Regions from separate parts of the Homo sapiens genome. Here region 1 is linked to region 2. The links are chromatin loops, found by intact Hi-C in ENCODE. Cell type or tissue: PC-9. All regions are shown on one strand. Each heading gives the region's core, and the rest is flanking DNA. Links, peaks and the distances in the headings are about the cores only. Region 1 holds the start of C17orf113 (chromosome 17 open reading frame 113). Region 2 holds the start of ZNF385C (zinc finger protein 385C).

Region 1 (8,319 bases), core at 203-8,202, 50 kb after region 2:
ATTAGCTCTGGGCTTGAGTTTCCTTCCTCTCCCCACACAAACAACTCCTCCCCCCAGAGCCCCTTCCTAACAAACCTGTTTTCAGGAGCTGCCGCTGCCAACCCCTCCCAGATCTTCTTTGTGAATGTTGGCTGCTCCAGAGATTACAGGTTATTGTCTGGTGGAGACAGGATGCTGAGGGGGTCGGGGGCTAGCATCGGGACCTGGGCTTGGATGTAGGACTGGATCCAGCTGTGGGCTGGCTGCCTCCTTCCCCCACTCCACCCCCTCCCAGCCACCAGGTGCTCAGGTCGGTAAAGAGCCAGCTTTTAGGAAGAGGAGGGAGAGGAAGGAGTGAATGGAGAGGAGAAGAATGGGGCTGGGGGATCTTGGGTGGGCATGGGAGGGGTGTCAGGAGTTGTAGTGGATCAGGCCGGGTGCTGTGGCTCACACCTGTAATCCTAACACTTTGGGAGGCCAAGGCAGGTGGATCATTTGAGGTCAGGAGTTCGAGATCACCCTAGCCAACATGGTGAAACCTCCTCTCTACTAAAAATACAAAAATTAGCTGGGCATGGTGGCAGGCACCTGTAATCCCAGCTACTCTGGAGGCTGAGGCAGGAGAATTGCTTGAACCCGGGAGGCAGAGGTTGCAGTGAGCCAAGATCTTGCCACTGCACTCCAGCTTGGGTGACAGGGCGAAACACTGCTTCAGAAAAAAAAAAAAAAAGAAGTTCTAGTGGATCAGATAAACTCCCTCCTCTCCTTCCTGGCATCGCCCAGATAGCAGATCCAAGGGTCCAGGTACTAGACTAACAGTGGCAAGACACCTGGATCCCTGCTCCCCAAACCCTGCATGGCCAGTGCTCTTTGATAAAGTGGCAACACCTCTCTGAGGCTCAGTTTCCTCTTCAGCAACAGCAGTTAAACATAAGGGGATGGTGAGGAGAGGATGAGTGAGGCTGGGCAGGAAAACGGGCTCCTGCAGCAGCAAGTCCTGAGGCAAGAGGGCGGCAAGAGCCATCCAGCAGGCAGAGCAGGACCAGCAGCTCCTCCTTCCCTGGAGGTCCCTGTGGACAAAGTCAGTCCTTCCAACCCTTCACTTCAGTGTAAGAGGCCCCAGGCAAGGGAATCCTCTGTGAGTAGGGGGTGAGGGATGCTCCCCGATATCCTCCCCCAGTTCTTGGTCTGCACATTTGCCCCCACACTTCTCCCCTGGGGGAAGAACATGCCCTGTTCTTTCCACCTGTGGTTGGGATGGGGGAAACCAGAGAATGGGCAGCTCCTTCCTGGCAAAGAGAGACAGGGCCCAGGAACGACGCTGCTTTCCAGGCAGAACCAGGAGTCCCTCCCTCGCGCCCTCCCCTCCTGTCCCTCACATCCCCCCCTTCCCTCTGTCACTCTGGCTGGGTTTCATTTGCTCCTCGTTCTGCACTCCGCGGTGGTGCCTCCAAAGGCAGAGAATGCTCTTGGGTGAGTGCTGATGACGCCCGGGCTGGGAAGTGGGGAGAGGGCTTAGGTGAGGGTGGTCCTCTCCCCTCTCCCCAGCCCAATCCTTTCCTGCTATAGTTGGCCCCCAAAAGTTGTCTCTCAGAGACACCAGTAGCCAGTTACTCTCAACCCTTTTCCCAGGTGCAGAGCTGGGCAGGGAAGCCCCCACTCTGGCCGAGAACAAAGGTGAAAGAAAGGGTAGGAATGCTGGGGAGCTGGAGGTCCACCCTGCGGGAAACAGGGGTGCTGGACATCTGGGCAGATGCCTGTCCAGGGAGCCCATGTCAAAGGTTCCTTGTATCAGACCTCACCTTTAACTGCCTCTGAGGGGCCAGGGGAGGGGGAGACGTCCGAGGGGAGTGAAGAGAGAGCTGTTACTGCAGCACAGAAAGAGAGGGAAGCAGACAGAGGGGGACAGAAATCAGGGTGCCTCCTCCCTGAGATCCAGCCACTGCACTGGGGTCCAAATCAATGCTCCCCTCCCCCTCTTTATCTGTGGTCTCCCAGCTCACCTCTCCACACAGACGGTTGCCTGGCCTTTTTTGAGGGAGACAGCCATCACCCATCAAAGGCTATTTGGGGGAACCCTTTCCTTGGGGGCAAGGGCCTGGAGGCAGTGCGACTGGGGGCAGAGTTTATGTTGTGATTGGGCTTTGGAGTCTTCCTCCAGCTTGGGGGCAGTCTGCACATCCTGAGTGCTAGATGACCCAGAAGTGGCTTGGGGGCTCTGGAGAATGTGGGGAGGAACCCCCTGGCCATGGTGGGAGTGGGCATGCAGTGGGTCTTGGCTCAACCTCTCACTCTCCACTTTGGCTCTCTCTCCCCTGGACTCCCATATTCTTCGCAGAGTTTGGGTTTTTATCCATGATAGAAATGGCAGTGTCATTATTTGAGATGTGTTGTGTGCAGGCATGTGCTTCTGGGAGGACCCTATTGTCTGCCCCGTGACTTGGGGGTAGGGGGATGGGGAAAGAGTGGGAGAGAGACTCTGTTTGGAGATATGCTCTTTTAACTCCGATGCATTTAACTTTGTAAGGGGAGTGTGTGTGCACACCGGTCTCTGCATCTGCATATGGCTCTTTGTGTACATGCATCTATCTTTGTGAAGGTGTGTGCCACTGTGTGCCCATTGCTGTCCATGGTCTGTAACTGCATTTGTAGGAGTCTGTACGTTCATGTGCATCTGTCTCTCTGGGTATATGTATACACAAATATGTCTTTGTTGCTCGTGCCCATCTGTGTATGCATGCATGCTCTTGTGTGGCCAGTGTGCCTGCCTTTGCCTCCCAGCCAGCATGGGTATCTGTGTATCTTGGCATCAGTACCACCTCCATATGTATACACATCTCGTGTGTAGATAGAATACATGGTCTAAGTGTGGGGGGAGGTATGTATGTATGTGCCTTGATGTCTAAACCTGCCACTATCCATGGGTGATATGGGCCTCAGGTTGTGTGTCTCTGTGCTCGTGTGTGTGTGTCTGTCTGTCTGTCTTTTCCCATTATGGCAAAATAGCAGGATGTGGTTTTCCCAGATCTTCTCCCTTGGTGGCAGCCAGGGTGATGTTATTTCATAAGATTTCTGCTCTGTGCCCTGCCCCAGCCTCGGTTGGACCTTTGGGGGCAGCCTCTTCTTCTGTACTGGTCTGGCTTGCTCATACCTCTGACCACACCCCACCCTCTTGAGGCAGTTAGCTAATGAGCCATGGCTGCTCCAAGACACTTAAGGTGGCTGTTCCGCAGCAAAATGCCATCCAAGAAGACCTACCCCCAACCTGACCCTTTCAGGGTGCAGAATTCTAGACCTGAGGGCTGTGTGGTGCCACTCGGGGGCAGCTGTGGGGGCTGCAACATCTCCCTTCATTTGAGTGTAGCCAGGAGTCAGGCGGCCACACGTGTGTGTGCATGTGATTCGCGCTCCATCCCAGCAGCTCTGGGGCTGGGGTTCACAGTGAATGTCAGAGGCAGACGGTGGGTGGCACAGAGCAGTGCTGCATGGAGGATGCTGGGGCAGAGGAGTTCCCAGCAGCCACTGGTGGGGCTGGGACCTCAAATCAACATGCACCCTAGGCCTTTTGCAGAAGAGCAGCGTACCCAATTGTGAGGGGACTGGAAGGCATTTCTGGGTGACTTTGTGCTGTCTGGAAGGGGAGACTGGGTCATTGTCTGGACATGCCCTTGATCCACAGCAGCAGGCCAGCCCCCTCTCTGAATGGCCTCCACACCTAGCACCTCATTTGGTCTTCAGACCCATTTCTGTCCTGCCCTAGCCTCCTCCCCAAGTTGTAATTCCCACTTTACAGATGAGGAAACAGGCTCATAGCTAAGTGTCCAGTCCAAGGCCTCAGAGTTAAATATAACTGGAGCTCCATCCCAGGCCTCTGGACTCCACACCTCCACGTCTGCACATTCCTCTTGCAGGGAAGCTCCTCAATTCACCTCTCAGAGTAACGCAGACCGGGATGAGGGTCGGCTGTGTATCAGAGTTTTAGAAAAAGGTCACGCCAACCTCCCTCCCTCTTCCCCACTCTGTCAACCCCACTGCAAATAACTCACTAGGCTAAAACAATAAGCTTCCCAGTTCCAACTCCTCCGGAGGAGGCTTCCCACCAGGTGGGAAGGTCAAAATCCCCAGCATTCCCCTAGAGCCATCCAGCATCAGGCACTGCCCCCACCCACCCCAATTCTTCATGAACCTGCAGCGACCTGTCAACTTCCAGAGGAATCCTTGCTCTGCCATCCCACGGCCTGGAGTGCCCTTCCCCTAGTAAAAGTTCACTTACCCAGAATGCTGCGAACCCTAATTGACCCGCCCTGCAGACCTTCAGCTGGTCGCCCGCTCCTTCGTGATCCCAAAGCACTTGCTTCCAAACTCTCAGAACACTTTGCAGCCTCTACCGCGCTCTACCTGTCTGTGGCTTAGGCTGTGAGCCCCTCGAGGAACCCCGGATACATGCGCGGACCGAATGAACCCCGGCACCGCGCTGCCTGCGGTCTAGCCTCTGGCTCCTGCTGCCGCGCGTGGGGCGGCAGGGGCTGGGGGGTGGGGCCGGGGCCGGGCTGAGCGCGCTGGGCGGGAGGCGCCGCAGGTGGGCGCGGCCAGGTGAGCCCCGGGGGCGCCGCCCGCCCTGCCCGGGACCCTGGCCGGCGCTGGCTGCTGGCGCCTCTTCGCCCCCGTTGCCGCTAGTGGCTGCTGTCGCTCCGTGGAGCCCAAGGAGACCGCGGCCAGAGCGTCCACCGCCCAAGATGGTGGCTCCTGTGTCTCCGTGAGTGCGAGCGGACGGGGCGGGGGCGCCAGGCCGGGCTGGACGCCCCCTCCCGGAGCGGGCGGGACGGGCGGGCGGAGGCTCAGTGCCTCTGCGGGACCCACCGAGGGCTCTGTCACCGCGCGCCCCCCAGAGGAAGTTCCTCAGCCCTCCCCGTCCCAGCCCCCGGGAGGATGCGTGAGAAGAGGTGCAGGGGAGCCCCTTCTCACCAGGGCTGTCAGAGCAGGGGGCGCCCGGCCCTGTCTGCTGAGTGCTGGACTTCTCTTAGTGGGGTCCCAAAGCAAGGGGCCCCCAGGAGCCCGGGGAGGAGGCTCGGGACCCACATTCTGGGGCCACATGAATACTGTTTGAGGCTTACATGCCTTGGGGTCCTTGTCAAGTTGTTCCTGCTCCCATCCGGCTGGTCAGGGTGTGGAGAGAAATGAGAGGAGACCTGTGTCTGCAGCAAGTGTGCCCTCCTGGTCAGCCTTGGTCACAACTGGACCCATGGAGTTTTGTTTACACCTCACTCCACTCAGCCTGTTTCCTTGAGGTTGAGGTGGGGAGAATGTCAATGGAATTTGACCTGTTTATAGCAGCTCTGTCCAATAGAACTTTCTGGGATGATGTAAATGTGCTGTCCAATGCAATAGCCACTAGCCACATTGGCTACTAAGCACTTGAAAAGTGCCTAGTGTGAGCTGAATGCTAATGTTTTATTTAATTCTAAGTAATTTAAACAGCTGCATTTACAATAGCTGCAGTGGCCAGTGGCTGCTGTGTTGGACAGAGCCGTTTTAGAATCTCCACCTTCCTGGGCTCTACCTACCTGCCTTTTGTTCTGCAGAATGGGCAGGATAGGCAGCTTCGATGTACATGGAAAGGATCTGACAAAATTCCAGAAGGGCATCACCTTGCTTTTGCACCCCTCTGCCCCCATTCTGAGATCCTGTGCATAGTGGGCTGGGCAAGGTCATAGAATCACAGGATCTTGGGAGGAAAGGATGTCAAAGGCAGCTGTTTTAATCACCTAAAAGGTGCCCAAGGGCTGGCTCCACTGCCCTCTCTGCCTGGGAACCTGCTCTTTCTTATTCACTGCCCAACTGTGTGGTGCACTTGCTGGGTGTCAGGCACTGTACCCATCTCTGGGATTCAGACATGAAGAAGTTAGTTACCTTTCCTGCCCTCAGGGAACGTGCATGAGAAGGGGGGTGGAGAGAGGATGAAGCAAGAGAACTACACAGATAGAAGCAGAGATTTGTAATCTGTGGAGCATGGAATGGAGAGAACAAACAGGGAGCAATGACAGAAAAGAAGGGACTTCCTGGGAATGGATGGTTAAGCTAAGGCCAAAGGGGAAATGAAACAGGCCAGGTAAAGCATTGGGAGGGCAGCTGGGAATATTCTGGAAGAAGGGACAGCACGGGCAAAGGACCCGGGGGATGGGAACCTGGCACTCTGGAGGAACCCAGAGAGAAGGGTGGTGTTACTAGGAAGGAAGGGAGACACAAGTGGCCACCAGAGAGGTCAGTAGCCCTGGGCATTTGGCAGACCTCAAAGGAATTCTGGCACTGGCCTTAGAGGAGTGGGTGGTTGTGGAGGGGTCTAAAGCAGTATTTTTGTTTTTTTTTTTTTTGAGATGGAGTCTTGCTCTGTCTCCCAGGCTGGAGTGCGGTGGCATGATCTCGGCTCACTAAAGTGGTATATTTTTAAAAGCCCCCCTCTGGTTAAGAGAGGTTAAGAATGGAAACCCAGTGTGCAGTCAGGAAGCAACTGCACTCGTCCAGGCAAAAGATAAAGGTGGCCTGGACAAGGCCGCCAGGCAGTGGTGTGGAGAGAAGGGACAAGTTAGAAGTGGATTTTGGAGGAAGAATCAACAAGACCTATGGATGGAGCAGGTTCTGGATGTAGAAGAGAACAGGGATTGAAGGGCAGGTTTCTGGACAGGGCACCTAGGAAGAAGGATGGATTTCATTTCCTGAGACAGGGATGATTGGGAGAGGGGCATATTTGCTTTTGTTTTTGTTTTTAGAGACAGGGTCTCGCTGTGTCACCCAGGGTGGCTGGAGTACAGTGATGTGATCACAGTTCACTGCAGTCTCAAACTCGGGCTCAAGTGATCCTCCTGCCTCAGCTTCCCGAGTAGCTGGGACTATAGGCATATGCCACCATGACCGGCTAATTTTTTTTTTTTTTTTTTTGGTAAAGACAGGTTCTCCCTATGTTGCCCAGGCTGGTCTCAAACTCATGGGCTCAAGCAGTCCTCCCACCTCAGCCTCCCAAAAATGCTAGGATTACAGGTGTGAGCCACCACATCCAGCCAAGAATGGCATATTTATAAGGATAGATCAACAGTTCTGTCTAGGAACAGGCCGGGGAGGCAGCTGGATGGAGTGGTGTGGTGCCCAGGCTGGGTTTGTGTATTTCCCAGTGGTCTGCAGAGATGGTTCTGAAATGTTAGACAATTTGAAGTTGGGAAGGGGGGGAGGAGATGACCTCCAGAGGCCAAGGAGTGATGGACAGAGGAAGGAAAACCAAGGAACATGGGATCCTAGAAGCCAAGAGAAAAGAGGATTCCAAGGAGGGTGTGGTGAGCATCACCAAGTGCCACTCAAGAGTCCCAAGGGCCAGGCACGGTGGCTCACACCTATAATCCCAGCACTTTGGGAGGCTGAGGCGGGCAGATCACGAGGTCAGGAGTTCGAGACCAGCCTGACCAACACGGTGAAACCCTGTCTCTACTAAAAATACAAAAAATTAGCTGGGCATGGTGGTGCGCGCCTGTAATCCCAGCTACTCAGGAGGCTGAGGCAGGAGAATCGCTTGAACCCAGGAGGCGGAGGTTGCAGTGAGCCGAGATCACACCACTACACTCCAGACTGGGCAACAGAGCAAGACTCTGTCTCGAAAAAAAAAAAGTCCCAAGGAAGAGGGCCAAGAAGTTACGATTGCATCTGGCAGCCTTTCCTTGCACCAAACCAGCCGGCCCTGGAACTCTCCTCATCTGCCCTTGTTTTACCCACCTACTATGTGCTGGTTCCACACAGGGCACTGGTATACATGTCAAGTGGACAAGACAGTTACTGCAGTCTCAGAGCTTCAGATCGTCTAATTGGGCCAGGCGCCTGTAATCCCAGCACTTTGGGAGGCTGAGATGGGCGGATCATCTGAGGTCGGGAGTTCGAGATCAGCCTGGTCAACACGGTGAAACCCCGTCTCTACTAAAAATTCAAAAAAATTAGCCGGGGCCAGGCGCAGTGGCTCACACCTGTAATCCCAGCACTTTGGGAGGCTGAAGCGGGCGGATCACGAGGTCAGGAGATCAAGACCATCCTGGCTAACATGGTGAAACCCTGTCTCTACTAAAAATACAAAAAAATTAGCCGGGCATGGTGGCGGGCACCTGTAGTCCCAGCTACTCAGGAGGCTGAGGCAGGAGAATGGCGTGAACCCGGGAGGTGGGGTTTGCAGTGAGCCGAGATCGCGCCACTGCGCTCCAGCCTGGGTGACAGAGTGAAATTGCGTCTCAAAAAAAAAAAAAAAAAAAATTAGCCGGGCATGGCGGCATGTGCCTGTAATCCCAGTTACTTGGGAGGCTGAGGCGG
Region 2 (8,319 bases), core at 18-8,017:
ACTCAGCCGCCCTTATAGGATCCTGTGTGGGGCCCCAGCCCAACTCAGGACACCCCTTGTCTCTCTTCCCAGGCCAGGGGCCGTGCCCGGGCCGATCAGAGTGTATACGCGTTTGTAGCAACTGAAGGTAGCCGGGAGCTGAAGCGGGAGCTGATCAACGAGGCGCTGGAGACGCTGATGGAGCAGGCAGTGGCTGCTGTGCAGAAAATGGACCAGGCCGAGTACCAGGCCAAGGTCTGCAGGCAGCCTGCATGCCCTGTGGGAGGGATGGGGAGGAGGGAGCCCCTCCCTGGCAGGTTTCTGACTGCACACATACGTCCCCCTGTCCCCTCTACATCTCGGGGCTAACTTTGGCCACCTAGGGAAGGTTTAAATAAGGGCCGGGGTGGGGCTGCCAGGGAAGGCAGTACCTGGACTCCAGAAGGCCTTGGGAACAGGCCTTGTCCAAGGCTCTTTATTTATCTTTGCCATGAGATACTTTATGTATCTGGAAGAGCTGCATTACAGCCTTTCTGGAACCAGGCAGAGGGGACAAGATAAGTCCACGTGCAGAAGATAAGCCCAGAACTAGGACTTATATCATCAGTTCCCCTGAGGCAGGGCCACCACCATCCTGCCTTGTCCAGGGTGCTCCCTGTTGTCCCAGCATAATTGTTAATGATGCCCCATGACAGATTCACAGAAGCAGCTTTGCCTAAAGTCCTTCAAGATTGAGCAGGAAAGCTTACCCCTCCCACTGTTGCCCCCGACTACTCATACTGTTTTTCTCCATAGCTGTTTTTTTTTTTTTCCCCGAGACGGAGTCTCACTCTGTCACCCAGGCTGGAGTGCATGGCACAATCTCCACCTCCTGGGCTCAAGCAATTCTCTTGCCTCAGCCTCCCGAGTAGCTGGGATTACAGGCATGCGCCACCATGCCCGGCTAATTTTGTATTTTCAGTAGAGATGGGGTTTCACCATGTTGCCCAGGCTGGTCTCGAACTCCTGACCTCGTGATCCACCCGCCTTGGCCTCCCAAAATGCTGGGATTACAGGCATGAGTTACTGCATCATCACAGCAATAGAGCTTCTTTTAAGCTCCAGGGAGGGTTAAGGAAAGTCTCTTCCAGGTACAAATGATCTTAGTTCTTTGGGAACCTTTTGTCCCCCAAGGAACGTTCTCTTAGGCCCCAGCCATGCCTGGTGTCTCCTCCCACCCCAGATCCGGGATCTGCAGCAGGCAGCCTTGACCAAGCGGGCGGCCCAGGCAGCCCAGCGGGAGAACCAGCGGCAGCAGTTCCCAGTGGAGCACGTGCAGCTACTCTGCATCAACTGCATGGTGGCTGTGGGCCATGGCAGCGACCTGCGGAAGGTGGAGGGCACCCACCATGTCAATGTGAACCCCAACTTCTCGTGAGACCTGTGGAAGGGGCTACTGGGATGGGGGCCTGGGAATCCTTCCCATCCAGACAGTGCTTTGAAGCTTTGGGAAGCTAAAGAGCATTGTAGCAAGTACTTTGCATTTTCACAATAATCTGGTTAGACAGGTTTTATCCCTGTCTCCATTTTACAGGCAAGGAAATAGAGGCTCAGAGAGGCTATGTGACTTGCCCAAGTTCCCACAGCCACTATCTGGTTGAGCAAGAACTGGAATTCAGGATACTAAGTGTCAAAAGACCACACATTGACCCTCTGGTCCTACCTATTCCGAAGATATCAAGAGAGCTTGGCCATCCCTGGGCCATCCTCCATCCACTATCTCCTAGAGAGTAACCTTCCCCCATCCTCCATCCATTCATTATGTTACCCTCTGTGTTCCGGGCCACTGTGCCAAGGATCTTCACACAGATTTTCTCAATTGAGGAGGTTGCATTTCAGCTAGGTCTCAATGGGTCTGGTTTGAATGTGAGCGAATGAGAAGGTAACCATGGAGGGCCAGGTGCAGTGGCTCACGCCTGTAATTCCAACACTTTGGGAGGCGGAGGTGGGTAGATCACTTGAGGTTAGGAGTTCAAGACCAGTCTGGCCAACATATTGAAACCCCTTCTCTACTAAAAAAAAATACAAAAATTAGCTGGGCGTGGTGGCCCATGCTTGTAATCCCAGCTACTTGGGTGGCTGAGGCATGAGAATCACTTGAACCCGGGAGGCAAGCCAAGATCGCACCACTGCACTCCAGCCTGGGCAATAGAGTGAGACTCTGCCTTTAAAAAAAAAAAAGCGACACCAGTTGACCTGAGTGGAAGGGACTGTGAATAATGAGATTTAGAAAAAGACAGACTAGCCCGTGGAAGATTTGAAAGGTCAGGTGTGAAAGTGTAGCCTTTATCCAGGAGGTTCCTCTTAGGAATCTTGGATAGATTTTAAGGAACAGAATGTCAGGGCAGATTTATATTTTTAGATCCCTCTAGCAGTTGGTGGAAGGATGGCTTGGGATTGGGAGTAAAAATGGAGGCAGAGAGACCCATAAGGAGACTGTGAAGACCAGGTAACCGATGCTGAGGCTTGAACCTGGGCACAAGGGAACGTGCGATGGAGGCCACACAGGTAGAACTCACCAAAGATTGGATTTCCTGGCCTGGGAAGTCTGTGCCTCTTAACCAGCAGGAAGGCCCAAGGTCCAGGCAGAGACTTGGCCGGCAGGAGGGCATGAGATCCGGGGCTGAGGAGGGTCAATGAGGGCTGTGGCCACCCCCCTTCCTCTCCAGGAACTACTATAATGTCTCCAGGGATCCTGTGGTCATCAACAAAGTCTTCAAGGACTGGAAGCCTGGGGGTGTCATCAGCTGCAGGAACTGTGGGGAGGTAAGAGCTTAGGCCACGTCCCAGGCCCCAGAGTCCTCAGCCCCAGTCTTCAGAGGCCCTCAGGGAGCCCTCACTAGGACACGGGAGACAGTCCCACCCCATGGCCTCCAGTCTGAAGAGGGAGGTCCAGCCCCTCCCTAAGGGAGCCCACAGTCTGTGACATCTCAGGTGGGAGGAAAAGGCCCTGTATTCAGGGAATTCCAACTTGAGGAGAGAAGCCCAGTCTGAGGCCAGAGACCCAGACCCTACCCTCTCTGTCTCACCTCCAGGTCTGGGGTCTGCAGATGATCTACAAGTCAGTGAAGCTGCCAGTGCTCAAAGTCCGCAGCATGCTGCTGGAGACCCCTCAGGGGCGGATCCAGGCCAAAAAGTGGTCCCGCGTGCCCTTCTCCGTGCCTGACTTTGACTTCCTGCAGCATTGTGCCGAGAACTTGTCGGACCTCTCCCTGGACTGACCACCTCATTGCTGCAGTGCCCGGTTTGGGCTGTAGGGGGCGGGAGAGTCTGCAGCAGACTCCAGGCCCCTCCTTCCTGAATCATCAGCTGTGGGCATCAGGCCCACCAGCCACACAGGAGTCCTGGGCACCCTGGCTTAGGCTCCCGCAATGGGAAAACAACCGGAGGGCCAGAGCTTAGTCCAGACCTACCTTGTACGCACATAGACATTTTCATATGCACTGGATGGAGTTAGGGAAACTGAGGCAAAAGAATTTGCCATACTGTACTCAGAATCACGACATTCCTTCCCTACCAAGGCCACTTCTATTTTTTGAGGCTCCTCATAAAAATAAATGAAAAAATGGGATAGAAAATGTGTGGTGTCTTAATTTTGTTGGAATATAATTGGTAGAAAATAAACTGCTTGTATAGTGTGCAATTGGGTACTTTTTTAAAATTGTTTTATTTTTTGACATGGAGTTTCACTCTTGTTGCCCAGGCTGGAGTACAGTCACACGATCTTGGCTCACTGCAACCTCCACCTCCTGAGTTCAAGCGATTCTCCTGCCTCAGCCTCCCAAGTAGCTGGGATTACAGGTGCCCGCCACCATGCCCAGCTAATTTCTTGTATTTTTAGTAGAGATGGGATTTCACCATGTTGGCCAGGTAGTTCTCAAACTCCTGACCTCAGGCGATCTGCCTGCCTCAGCCTCCCAAAGTGCTGAGATTACAAGCGTGAGCCACCATCCCTGGCCTGGATACATTTTAACATGCATATCCTCCACGATCAAGATAATGAACATAGCCATCACCCTCAAAATGTCCTGTTTCTTCCAGTGGAATTTTCAAAGAACAACAAAAGTTTCCTGGTTCCCCATTGAAATCCATACCTCTCACCCTTCCCCATCCAATGACCTGCTTTGTAATTTTTAGTGTTAAAAGTGTTTGGCTTTTTTGAGACAGTCTCACTCTGTCGCCCAGGCTGGAGTGCAGTGGCGCGATCTCAGCTCACTGCAACCTCTGCCTTCAGGGCTCAAGTGATCCTCCTGCCTCAGCCTCCCAAGTAGCTGGGATTACAGGTGCCTGCCACCATGCCTGGCTAATTTTTGTATTTTTGGTAGAGACAGGGTTTCGCCATGTTGCCCAACAGGCTGGTCTCAAACACCTGAGCTCAGGTGATCCACCCACCTCGGCCTCTTAAAGTACTGGGATTACATGCATGAGCCACTGGGCCCGGCCTTTTTTTTTTTGTTTTTGTTCTTATTTTGTTTTTGAGACAGGGACTCGCTCTGTCGCCCAAGCTAGAGTACCGTAGTACAATCATGGCTCACTTCAGCCTCAACCTCCCAGGCTTAAGCAATCCCCCCACCTCAACCTCCCTGGTACCTGGGACTACAGATGTATACCACCACACCTAATTTTTGGGGGGTAGAGGGGCAGTGTACAGACAAGTTCTCACTATGTTGCCTAGGCTGATCTCCAACTACTGGGCTCAGGTGATCCTCCCAAAGTGCTGGGATCACAGGTATGAGCCACTGTGCCTGACCTAGTGTTAAAAGTTTTAGGCCAGGCGCATTTTCTCACGCTTGTAATCCCAGCACTTTGGGAGGCCGAGGTGGGCAGATCACCTGGGGTCAGGGGTTGGAGACAAGCCTGGCCATTTCGGTGAAACCCCATCTCTACTAAAAATTACAAAAATTAGCCTCACATAGTGGCAGGCCCCTGTAATTCCAGCTACTCAGGAGGCTGAGGCAGGAGACTCACTTGAACCTGGGAGACGGAGTTTGCAGTGAGCCGAGATCATGCCACTGCACTGCAGCCTGGACAACACAGTAAGACTCCATCTCAAAAATAAAAAAATAAAAGAAGTTTTAAACACTCCTCTTTAATAGCCCTCCTAAGCCTTATTCATAAAGGGTATCAACAGTCTAAACTTGAGGCCCATCAAGAGTGTGAGGGCTTCCTGCTCCCCCTACCCCATAATAGCTTCCAACCCCGATATTCCCCTCTCCACCTTCCCTTAACCCTCAGATCATCTCCCCTAGGCTGGGGAAAGGCTGAGATCCAGGGTTTGAGGGGTGGGCTCAGGTAGGCACGGGGGTGGGGAAAATTACAAAGGCCTAAATTTTCTGTTCTCATTTTAACAAGAAAGAAAAAGAAAGGCAAGATCTAGGTTGCTTCATCAGGGAAAGGGCTATTTCTGTAGTACAAGGCCCAGCAGGCAGGAGACACCTTCAAGAGGAAGGGAGGGGGCTAGGGCAGAGATTTGAGAGCAGGATGGCAGTCCTTCCTGCCGTCCAACCTCCTTCCCTCCTGCTACATTCTTGGTTCTGTCCCCAGGTAGATGAGAAATGCACCCTGTCTTCTCCCAGCATTTTCTTTTTTCTGTAGGCCTCTTGTCTGATTGAGGGCTGAAATTCCCGTTCCCGTCTTTTTGGCTACCATCTCCCATAGACAGTGTACTTCTCTTTCCCAAGGCCCCCCTCTTCCTCCTCTCAAAGTGTCCTTGGCCCTGGATCCAGGAGTCTCCTTCCTCCTCCCTCCTGTCCCATCTCCAGCTGCCTTCCCGGGGGGAGAGTTGCCCATCCGCTCCCCACTTTGCCTTCAGTTAGTATACTGCCTGCCAGCAACGTGCCTTTTACAGGTCAATAAAATTAGCGACTGGGGGCAGAGGGAGGGGGCAGGGGCTCAGGGGTGCTAAGCTCAAAGGCCTTGAATGTGGCTAGACTCACGGAGTCAGGACGCCTGTCATTCCAGGGCTAAACAGTGACAGCTGGGGGACCTGGGCTGGCGCTGGGGGCGGAGGAGGGGCTGTGTGGCAGGGAGGGAGATGGGCTGAGGATAAAGATGGTCTGGTTGCCTAATGGCCCCCTCAGCGGCCTAAACCCCTACACAGCTGAGCCCTGGAGAGGGCACCCTTACTTTAGAGGAGTGTCCCGTCTCACACCCAACCCTGCCAGGCCCGAAGAGCTCAGATGGAAGGGGACTCAGGCCAGGAGAGGTTTCTGAGCTTTCTTCTTCGTGTGAGGGGTCTTTATATGAAGTCACCCTCTCCAGGGCATCTGGGCGAGGCTGTCTGAAGCGGGGAATTCCCACCCACCCCCCGCACCCCCTGGAGTCCTAACTTCCCAGCCTTCAGAACTCGAGCTCCGGGCCCTCCCTGTGGCTCAGATGCTCTCCCGGGACTTCCCACCTGAATGAGCCCGCGCACCCCACCGGCGGGGCCTCGAGGGAGGGGCCGGCCCGGCTCCCCCTCCCAGCCCCGCCCCTGCCCCGCCGGGCCCCGCCCCTCCCAGCCAGCCCCACACGCAGCGTTCCCAGCCAGGCGAGAGCAGGTGGCCGCGGCGGGCTCCGTCTCTGCCCCGCAGGTAAGACGGCGACGCGGGCTAGTCCACGCCGAGGACCTCGAGGGCAGCGCGGGAGAACGAGGCAGCCTCTTCCACCTGTCCGGTCCTCTCGCCTCAAAATTGGGGGACCCCAAGGGACAGTGAGGATATCCCTATCTCGGCTCTGAGCGCCGACGTTGGGCATCTGCTGGGCGGGACTGAACTCTGGGGCAGTTAGAGGGTCCTGGCTGGTTATCCCTGATGCCAGGCGGGCTCCAAAGGATGGAAAAGAAAGAGCCGGGCATTAGACACGCAGCTTTCTGGAGTGGGGCAGGTTGGGGATGGTGAGGACGGGGGTCCGGAGTAAGGAACCTCGTTGACTGAGAGTGCGCCATGCCTCATCCAAGGGCAGCCTCTTCCCCACCCTAGGGGGTGATGGCTTGACCCAAACTGGGCTTCTGTTCCGTGGGCTAATGAGGTAAAAGCCGCCGCATAGCTGAGCTGGGGCCTGGGATTTTCTAATGAGCCCCAGGGCACCTGCATCATTTATTTACATCTGGGTACAAGGGGGTGAGCAGGGGATTACCCCGATGGCCTAGGGAACCCGGAAAGTCTGGGAACTCAGTAGATCTTTTCTGTGTCTGTGTCACAGAGCCGGCTGGGGAAGGTGATCGCAGATGTGGCCTTATTGCAGACAGGGGAGCATTTGCACCCTCAGTGTTGGGATTTGGGCTGTAGGAAAGGGGTCCTGCCTCCCAGGACCTCGAGGAAGCCTTCCTGGAGGAGGAGGACCTGGGCTGACAGCTTGAATGTGATGCTCAGAGCTCTGAGCCACTAAGGAGAGGCAGCCTTTGGGTCTTGGTGCTGGGTTGAAGTAGAGCAGAGGACCCTGGATTATAGAACAAAGGGAAGTCAGGACATTGCTGTCTGGGTCCAGCTGGGACCCCAGGGACCTTCCTGAGATCATCGCAAGCCTTTGGACAGACACGGGTGACAATGGGGGGAGGGGGGCTTCCTTGTCTGTCTAGATTCCCCATTCCATTGCCTCATTTCACCACACAAACCATCAGAGGCAGAAGTTCGTTCTCATATCCGACCTTCATCCCTTCTGGGTCTGTGCCAGCTTCTTGCTTCTGGGAGGCCATGTGCTCTAGTGGAAAGAGTGGGGGCTTTGGGGTCAGTTAGAGCTGAGTTCTGACACCTCTACCTACTGCGTGACCTTGAACAAGTTTCTTAACCTCTTTGAGTTCACTTAATCACCTGTAAAATGGGGATAATAATAGAACCCACCTCATAGAGTGGCTGCAAGGGTTAAATGAGGGTACACATGTAGAGCGCTTAGCACAGTGCCTGGAGCCTGGCGAGGGCTCAGAAAGTACCAGTGTCCCCTCATGTGTGGGACAGCAAAGCCGATCTGCAGGGAGTGAGAGCGAGCAGGGGAGGGGGGAGTGGAAGGGTTTTTTTTTTTTTTTTTTTAGCTAAGCTTGGCTAGAAAGAGTGCCCTTCACTGCATGCCCCCCTACCAGGGGGAACCTGCCCCCTGCTGGTTCCTGGATCTCTGGACCTCTCTGGGCTGCCCAGGGCCCCTCACCTCCTCCTCTTTTAGTCACCTTGTTTGTGTTGCCTTTTGTCTCTGTAGAGGGGAGAGAGTCCCCCCGCCCCCGCCCAAGGCAGGGACCAGTACCAGCAGGAGCTCACTTGGGCTGTGCCTCAGTGGAACAAGCTCTGGCTTGGAGACCCAACCTGAAAAAAATGCCCTCTTGTCATCACT

Evidence for each region. A loop is a pair of places that touch in the nucleus more often than their neighbours do. Peaks named below come from ENCODE experiments on the same cell type or tissue, not always from the same donor. Only the 100,000 strongest peaks of a DNase experiment are listed, where the experiment ranks them.
Region 1: it touches region 2 in a loop (4-fold over the local background); 77 of 110 quality-filtered maps call a loop at or near these places.

Annotation. Positions count from the first base shown.
Region 1 is chr17:42,046,973-42,055,291 of GRCh38, reverse strand. All of the region lies in intron 2 of ZNF385C (zinc finger protein 385C), which reads left to right. It overlaps C17orf113 (chromosome 17 open reading frame 113), which reads left to right and starts at 4,691. Exons shown (of 3, transcript NM_001358661.2): 1 at 4,691-4,735. RefSeq lists an enhancer at 3,412-3,913 and silencers at 4,533-4,602, 4,683-4,882. In PC-9, for the core only: CTCF peaks have their summits at 3,959, 4,253, 4,717, 5,153 and 1 weaker place; a DNase peak (open chromatin) is centred at 4,681; H3K4me3 peaks cover 1,773 bases; H3K27me3 peaks cover 2,148 bases.
Region 2 is chr17:42,096,681-42,104,999 of GRCh38, reverse strand. ZNF385C (zinc finger protein 385C) reads left to right here and starts at 6,527. Exons shown (of 9, transcript NM_001392013.1): 1 at 6,527-6,590. DHX58 (DExH-box helicase 58) reads left to right here. Exons shown (of 14, transcript NM_024119.3): 11 at 73-234; 12 at 1,202-1,392; 13 at 2,688-2,784; 14 at 3,054-3,589. The coding sequence ends at 3,239. RefSeq lists an enhancer at 1-597. In PC-9, for the core only: a CTCF peak has its summit at 3,270 (motif pointing right); no DNase peak of the experiment used is centred there; H3K27me3 peaks cover 600 bases.